Regions from separate parts of the Mus musculus genome. Here region 1 is linked to region 2. The links are chromatin loops, found by intact Hi-C in ENCODE. Cell type or tissue: left cerebral cortex. All regions are shown on one strand. Each heading gives the region's core, and the rest is flanking DNA. Links, peaks and the distances in the headings are about the cores only.

Evidence for each region. Peaks named below come from ENCODE experiments on the same cell type or tissue, not always from the same donor. Only the 100,000 strongest peaks of a DNase experiment are listed, where the experiment ranks them.
Region 1: it touches region 2 in a loop (2.5-fold over the local background); 9 of 42 quality-filtered maps call a loop at or near these places.

Annotation. Positions count from the first base shown.
Region 1 is chr10:52,688,249-52,692,643 of GRCm38, reverse strand. It overlaps Slc35f1 (solute carrier family 35, member F1), which reads right to left and starts at 2,143. Exons shown (of 8, transcript NM_178675.4): 1 at 1,475-2,143. The coding sequence starts at 1,647. In left cerebral cortex, for the core only: a CTCF peak has its summit at 2,233 (motif pointing right); DNase peaks (open chromatin) are centred at 1,323, 1,487 and 2,101; H3K4me3 peaks cover 2,345 bases; H3K27ac peaks cover 1,594 bases.
Region 2 is chr10:52,531,634-52,536,028 of GRCm38, reverse strand. No RefSeq gene overlaps it. Among named protein-coding and RNA genes, the nearest start is that of Gm36065, 60 kb to the left of the region's middle. In left cerebral cortex, for the core only: a CTCF peak has its summit at 1,963 (motif pointing left); a DNase peak (open chromatin) is centred at 1,956.

The sequences.
Region 1 (4,395 bases), core at 82-4,081, 160 kb before region 2:
CTGGCAATAGGATTCATTATATATGCAGAATGACCTCAAAAATAACAAGTGAATGATAGCATTGGTGTTTTCTACTTTGATGAGAAAAATAATAATTTAATAGTTAAGACTGTATTCTGTTTAAAATATTGCGACTTTAAAATGGCAAGTATTCACAGAGTACACACACACTATCTTCCCTATTTCTTTTGCTTTTTATCATTTTAAAATCGTCTTTTTAAATGCGATATTTGGGGGTGTGTTAGCCAAAGCTACAAATGATAAGGTAAAAACTGGACTTTCTATTGCCAATTTATGTCTCACTGAAGAGTGAACTCTTGTTTGGTAGTAGAAATGCCTATAAATAAGTTATTGTTGATCATTAGATCGTAACAAGGAATTTTTGAATTGTATGCAACCATTCCCACCAAATAAAAATATTTTCAAGTTATTTCTTTACATATATTTGTACTCTCAGCAAAGCTTTATGACCCAAACAGTTTCAAGTGAGTGATCAGGGAATCACTGTTACCAGAAAACGGTACCACACAGAAACCTGTATGAATAATAAGATCGGAAGGGTTACCCTACAGAAACCCTGAAAACGACACACTCTCACAACTGGCTGTGTGGATTTTGTCTATCAGCTCGTCAATCATTTAAGTTAGTTAAGTAGCAAAACTCCCTTTCACATCAGAGCTGAATGAGGGTACTACAGGAAATTCTACTTTCTTGTCAATAGTACCCTCGTCCTAAAACATGTCTGTCCTTAATAACCCACTACGTAGATTCCAGCAGAGAGACCAGGGCAGTGTGAAGCAGAGTAACTAGGCACCTGATTCTCACACACCCTTCTAGCAAGATCTTGCACTTTGTTCAGGTCTGGCCCAGGCCTCTAGCCTCTTTTTCTTACTCCAAAAGCCATCAAGAGTCTGCACAGCGAGTGAAATGTCAGGCAGAAGTGTTTCCCCTTCTGTCTGGGGTTGGGGGTGGGGGTATCCTCACCTTATGCCCCTGGGGAGGGGAATCAGTGCCACCAGGGCGGAGCGAAAGACAGCGTGAGGTTGGCGACTTCCACGCCATCACCGCAGCCCGGGGCCTTCCCGCCTCCGCCCGGGCCATGTTGGGGTGGGGTGGGGGTGTCCCCAAAGCGCAAAGCTGGGATAAGAGTGCAAAGGGGAAGTGATACAACGTGAGGATGCGAGGCGTGAGCATGGACACACACAGGGCATCTGCAGGTAGAACAACCCCGCCTTTCTCCAACTCGCTCTCCGGACCTGCCTGCAGCCCGACCACTGGGGGATCCCAGCGTCAGGACAAAGCTGTCGCGGCCTCTCTGAGAGCGCAGGGAAAGAGAGCGAGCCCTGGCTCTCTCCCCTGGCTAGGACCCAGTGCCAAAGGACCTCGGGGACACGTCGGATGGGGAGAAAGGGGTCCGCGGGCTAGGCGCCTGCAGTGCCTGTCCCTGGTGTCCCCACTGGGAGCCTGTGCTCACCTGTTCAGCACTTTGCGGATCCTCTGGCGCATGCTAGCCCGGGAGGAGGCGGACAGGCTCACGCCGCCGCTGCCCTCAGCTGGCAGGTTCTCGATGGTGGTCACCACATGGTTCGGCGGGGCCGGTGGAGGTGGTGGCTGCAGTTGGGGCTGCGGAGGCTCGGGGGGAATCATCGCGGCGGAGGCGGAGGTGGATGGCTATCAGAACGCTGCCCCGCACATAGTGCGCGGGCTCCGGGCCCGGGAACAAGCAGAGGACCCGGCCAAGCGGCCCCGGCCCGGGGAGGCGGTGCCGCTTGCGAAGCGACGAAGCGGGAGACACCGGCGGGCTCCGGCCGCCTCCTCCCAGCCCAGTGCTCTCGGGTTGCTACCCAGTCCTGGCTGCACACCCTCTCTCCGGGCCGCTGCCACCTCCCGCCGGAGCTGCAACCAAGTCCTGGCACACCCCGCCAAGTGGCTGCAAAGGGGGTCGGCGGGGACCCGGAGCTGCCGGGTCCACTGCAAGGACCGTGCAGAGAGAGGAACGGGGCTGCCGGGTTTCGTCTTCTCTCCCAGTGCCTAGGGCTTGTCCTGGCTGTGGCAGTTGTGGTGGCGCCGCTTCAGCTGGCGCCGGGTTCGCTTAGAAAGCTGCCGTCTGTGTCTCACGGAGTGAGAAACCAAGAGTGAACCTGGAGCGCCGGGCGGGGGCGCCGCGCCGGCAGAGGGGGGTGGGGGTGGGATGAACGCTCTGCTCCCCGCCAGAGGGCGCTCCGGAGGTGCCTTGGTGTCCCCAACCCTCCTCCTGGCATCCAAAGAGGCCCCTGGTCTAGGATGCTGTGATTGGTGGTGGGTACTTTTGTCTTTTAAGTGCAGTAGTGGATACATCCTCCCTGTGAAATTGGGGAGGATTCCTCTTGCTTCTGCGGAGGCTCTGCAGAATCCAGCACCATGGGCCCGGGACAGAGGCACAACCCAGAGACAGTTTGTTGGTCCAGGCTACAAATTAAGCACCCTAAATATCACAACTATGCTCATCTAGAATGGACCTGGAGGAAAAAGGAAGTAAAACAGTTTCTCACTAAAAATGCATGCTGGGAATTGGGAAAAGCAAACTAAGTCATCCCAAAACAACTCCATTTAGGCAACAGAGCACTGTGGAAGGAAAGTGAAAATAACAGAGATCCTAGAAAGTTTTTTTTTTTTAAATTCTAGGACAAGGCTACTCCTGAGTTGCCCATGGCATTGTAAGAGTTAAATGAAGTAAATTACCCATCAAGAGGGCCTGATGGCTCCCTCAAGGTCCTCCAGCTGTCAAACAAATAACTTTGTTAGCTCCTGAAATCATAGCCCACTTTCTGCCCAATGGACCTTATCCCAGACATTCCTTATACCTATTGATCTGCATTTCAAATAGTTATTGACTCTGGAAATTTTTTCAGATGCCTCTTAATCTAGATTGCCTGGGCAAGGATCTTGCCACAAGAATGATATGCATTTAAGTTTTGCCCACTTCACTGCAGAATAGGGAATTGATCCTATTGAGTAAGTTTAACAGGTATATTTGTTCACACGAAAGCACATTGATACTGCCACTAAATCCAAATGCTCTAAAGACTAGCAAATGAAAACATCTGTTTAGGATGTTCAGAGAAAAATAACATTCAAAAGTAGACGATGTATTCTCAAAACAGGGAAAAGAGGGACAAAAGAGCAGTGGGTGGGACAAAAAGAAGCCAGTCCTTTGTATCATAATAGGGGTTCTTGTCATTAAAAAAATTGGATAGACAGAAATGTACAAAACTTCTCCTGTCTATATTTAAGTATCTGTCAAACCCAGTTTCTACCTGAACTGTCCCCAGGGCCCCTTTCTACAAAATTCTACCCAGCTTGGAACACTTTCCATTTTATAATTAGAACATCACCCCATGCCTTCTTTAGTGACTTTTCATTCTAGAATATTCACCCCAGATTTTCAGGACAGGTGAAAGAATTACTACAAACAAGAACAAGGCTTGTAACCTTGGGAATATTAAAATTCCAATAGATTGCAATGAGTTTGCCCTTGGGAAATGACCAAATATAGCAGACATGAGTAAAATTCACTTCAGCTGGACCTGGCAGCAAATCTCAGTAAGAATATCTCTATTAAAAGAGCATTCATTGTCATTTCAAGTGTCTCCCTTAAATGACTGGTTGCTTCAGTGCCCTCCTCCTCATGTTTGGCTAGATTCCTTTTGAGTGTTTTTGGCATATTGCTACTCAATCCTTTGACTGCACTTCTGAGCCTGCATGTATATGTATATATATATATATATGATCATTTTTCCAGAAGAACTGCAAAATCCAAATGTTCTAAATATCCAGTGAGTCAAGAAGGGAGAAAACACGGATGAGGAAATAGGATATGGGCTGGTACTGGCGAGTTTATGTCAACTCAACACGTGAGTTACCCTAGGGGAAGGACCTTCAAATAAGAAAATACCCTCATAACATTGGGCATACAAGCCTGTAGAGCATTTTCTTAATTAGTGGTTAATGTGGGAGGGCCTGACCCATTGTGGGTGTGTTACCTGTTGGCTGGTGGTCCTGCGATTTACAAGACAGCAAGCCGAGCAAGCCATGAAGATCAACTCAGTAAGCATGACCCCTACATGGCCTCTGTGTTAGCCCCTGCTTCCAGGCTCCTGCCCTGTTTAAGCCCCTACCTTGACTTCCTTCCATGATAGACAATAATGTGGAATTCTAAGCCAAATAAACTCTTTCCTCTGCTTTTGGTCATGGTGTTTCATCATAGCAATAGTAACCCTAACTAGTTCAAGGTATAAAATTCTAATCCTGCTGGTGAGAAAAGACCTTGGATTATCTCATATCATAGATGGGTGGAACCTCTTAGATTCTGTGTTCCACACTTAGCTCTTAAATAGCTAAGTGCTATGTAAAGGT
Region 2 (4,395 bases), core at 188-4,187:
ATTATGAACCAAAACAAATGTTTCATTCTTTTAAGTCGTTTACAGCAAGCATTTTGTCACAGTGATGAAAAACTGACTAAATACAGATACAATGTTAACTAGCATCACAAAATCAGTAGGTGTTGTTTCTAGAACAAGTACATTGCTTACAGTCGACTGTCCACCATGAAGGTTATCATTTCTACGTGAGTGTTTTGATATCTGATGTGTACGAGGCTTGGAGTTTCACATATCACATTTCCTTGGACTGACATTTAAAAGCATATTATAAGGCTGGGCATAGTGGCACAGCCTTAAAACCTAACACTAGGAAAGCAGAGGTGGGTCTTTGTGAGTCCAGGGTGAGTCTGGTATACATAGTGACTTCCAGACCATCCAGGGTTACAAGGTGTGGCCCTTTTTAAATATAAATAAATAGATAAATAAATATATACATACATACATACATACATACATACATACATACACACACACACATAGACACATTCTCATCTCAAGGAATGAATAAAACTTTTAAAGGATAAGAAAAATGTATTTTTTCCTCTCTGCATAGCTGCCTGTTGCATCTTATGAAACTCGTGTGGAAGCATAGAATACTCAGACACAACTAGACTGCAAGCGCTTCTCTCACTAGAGGAAATTCAAACATCATTCTGCCCTCTGTGTGGCAAAACCTAAAAGCAGCTGCCAAGAAAGTTAAATTTGCAGGGTGGCTGCTGTGCTCTGAATATTGCCCTCCCCAAATCGTATGCTGCAGTCTAATGGCTACAGTAGTATTAACAAGTGAACCCGTTAAGAGATGATTAGACCACAATCGGATAGGTTAGGCATCATTCTGAAAATGTGAGTTTAACTCTGGGTTGTTCTCCATTTTGACATCTGCCATTGGGCAATGCAGCAGAAGGCCTTTCCTGATGCTAATTTAGATATTGATAGTAGACTTCTTAGCTTCCAGAAATGTGAGCCAATAAATCTTGTTCATTGCAAATGACCTAGTCTCAGCTATTCTGTTATGAAAGCACAAAATGGACTAAGATGGTGGTTTATTTGTGACCATTGAAAGTTGGCTGCAGACCTGTTTTCAAGATACAAATTTAATAGGCAAAATCCCCTTTAGAGATTTCCAGGGAAGCATCGGTTTTGGAAAAAGAGAACTAACCAAATCCACTCAAACTGTTTCATTCTTACAAAGATCATTATGGTACAATGGATGAATAATTCATTAACTTCAGTTACTTTTTCATGACTCAAAAAAAAATTGTCACAAAGGTAAAAAGCATATTAAAACACACACACACACACAAATGCACCTTTGTTTCATTCAAATAACACCTTGAATATATGAATATTCCGTTGGGAAGGTAATATCGGCCCCATATTTTTAACTTAATAACTTTATCATATTCCTGTAACAGAGGCATTCTACTGATTTACTCAATTACTTTGCAAGTACTAGAAAATCATATTTTCTGATTATTCCTATGCCAAGAGAACAAATTCACAGCAGAGAACAACAAACTGGTGACATAAAATAACAACACAATCTTGACCTTGTTTTTTCGTGATTATTATTTAACTCAATTGCATGTGATGAAAAATTGATTGATTTTAAATGCTATGTATAAATCATGACAAAAACAAATTACATGTCGTTAATATAAAAAGTAAGTGTGAAATTCTCTATAAATGTCATGTTTTAAATTCTGCTTTGAATATTTAGAAGCCACTGCACACATAGACCTTGAACAACAGACATCTCGTTTTCTAGGAGATGGCTTTCTACTCTTTTCCCGTTGCAATCATACAGATTGAAGTTGTGGGCAAGGAACTGAAAAAGAATTTTTATTAGCCAACACTGGAATTCACAAGTATCAACAACAGACCAGAAATTTTTATCAAATGATGCTAAACAGTTTGGGGCACAATGAATTTGCCTGTTCTACATGATTTGCATAGGAACAGCGCCTCCTGCTGGTGAGATCATAAAATCCACCTTCGACATTACTTCTGGAAATACTGATTGTTGTTTTTTGTTTGTTTGTTTGTTTGTTTGCTCTATATAAAATAAAACAGCACTTTTCTATTCCTGTGTAAGAGTGATGCCAGTGTCTATACAACCAACCAGAAAAGCATGCATCACACTCTCTGAAAAGAAATCTGCAGAGCTGACAAGAGACAGGAAGCTTGCATTTTCTAGGCTTCCAGTCACAGACCAGTCTAACCTGCTTTTTAGCTTACTCTCAACTCTGAATCAGCCAGCATTTGGTCTCCTCTGCATGCTCACTTAATACTCAACAAAAGAGCCTGGCCCATAGCAATGTATATGAGAATATCAGTTGTGTGTCTTATGCTATTCTGTGCCTTTGTTTTAGGCTAGCCAATTTAATTCTTACAGTGGTCCCATGGGGTGGGTTCTATTATTATTCCCATTTTTCAGACAAGAAAAGCAACTCAGGGGATTTAAATAACATACCCAAGATCAAAGAGCTACTAAGCATAGCCCATGAACCAGGCGATTTAGCAACACAGGCTCCATAGTATTTATCACTACTGTTCTCACAGCCTCATTCAGAGACTTTTTCTCAGCACCACCTCTCAGGGCTGTTGTCAGCTCTGTTATGCAAATAGCGTGTGTGCCACAAATCCCTTCTATAAAACCCTCAGAAAGCTCTACAGCCTTTCTCCTTGAGAATAAAATCCTTCCAGCAACTCCAAGATTCAAGAACAGTTGCTATGAAAGAAACAGTAGACTTCAAGAAAGCATCACCCAGCACCTAGCACCCAGTACCCAATACCACCAGGTGATGACTCATGCAAGTTTCTGTTTGAGAAAGGACCCCAAGCTGGCTGCTTCCTTCTGTTGTGTGCCACTTTCTGCTTTTCCACTGCTTGATGTCTGTGGCTTGTCTCTCAGAGTTAGCCCTAAAGGGAAAGTATAGTATCTGGGAGATTTCCTTGCAACCAGCCACACTGACTAAACTGATTCATGCCTAGGGAGAGACTTTGTTGCTCTTGGAGAACCTTTGGGACTAGAGTCACACCCTGCAGAATCCTTTGGGGCAGGGGGTCAAGCCTTCTGATGGCTCCCAAAAGCTCCCCTTTGTTGCTAATGCTCTGTTATCCATCTTCATTGACAACTGTTTTGTTTTGTTTTGTCTTCTCTTGTCTTGAGTTCGATTCCCTGCAGCCCAGCTCTGCTTAATCCTTTGTGAGTGTGCTCAGGCAGTGCTTGCTTCAGCCCACTGTCAGCTTTTTTGACATCTTGATAGAATACCTGACACAAAGAACTTAACTTAGAAAAGAAACTGTATCTTTTAACTCTTAGTTTCAGAGCTTTTCATCCCTAGGCCTCCAACCTTACACTCAAAAGTGGGTAGTACAGTATTGGTCATGACAGTAGGAGACCATGACAGAGTAGGTTCTTCATGATGAATGGTAGGCCATGAAAGAGAAATGGGTCAAGGACCAGATATGACCTTCAAAGACACATACCAAGTGATCTCATTCCTCTAGATACACCCCACCCCCTAAAGTTTCTACCACCTTGCAAGCATTCTCAAATTCTTTGGAATCCATAATTCCACAACCCTACCAGTGTTATACCTGCTTTAGCCTCCACTCTGAATATACAGAAATCACAGTTGTGCTTGAGATGTGGTTGCCTAGCGAGTGAAGTGTTGCAGGCGAAACCATCGAAAAGTAGGTGCTAAAGACATCCAAAGAGTTAAGGATCAGCATCAGTAGACAAAAGAGGAAAAAGGCAGTATGGGGCAGAAGGAAAGGTTCTTGATACAGGTTATGACAAGGCCTCCTCAGTACTTGGGAGCAAAATATTGCCCATCGGAGTGGATGTACATCAGGCCAAAGCCCAGTCAGAGGCACTCTGTGGACAGCAGGCCAGTGAGTCTTCCATTTAAAGGCATCTGAGAAATGTGGGCCCGTCCATCAGACTCAAAGTAAACACATTGTGCTATTCTCTGCTCTGCTCGTGCCAGAGGGACCACAGAGCAGGAAGGCAAATAATCTGTTTTCCATGTTATTCTTTTTGTTTAAAATGCCCAGCTAGTGCACAAGATGTAATCTTGATGAAATGTAGAGTATGTCTATAGTGAGATGTCTATTTCTGGAAGCAATTAGGAGGCAAGAGAAACCACACATACCAAGTGGTCTCATTCCTCTAAATATACACCACCCTAATCTAAGCTAAATACTAAGCTATGTCCCATCATGGAAAATGGCGAGAGCCATCACCATTGGCATGCCCCTATCCACATGCTTCTGCCTCTCACTTCCAGAACTAGAGAGGAGCCCCCAAATCTCATATGCTATTTGAATGAAGTGTTGAATACACCAAGAATAGGGGAAACCTACTATCAACTACATCTGTATCCTACA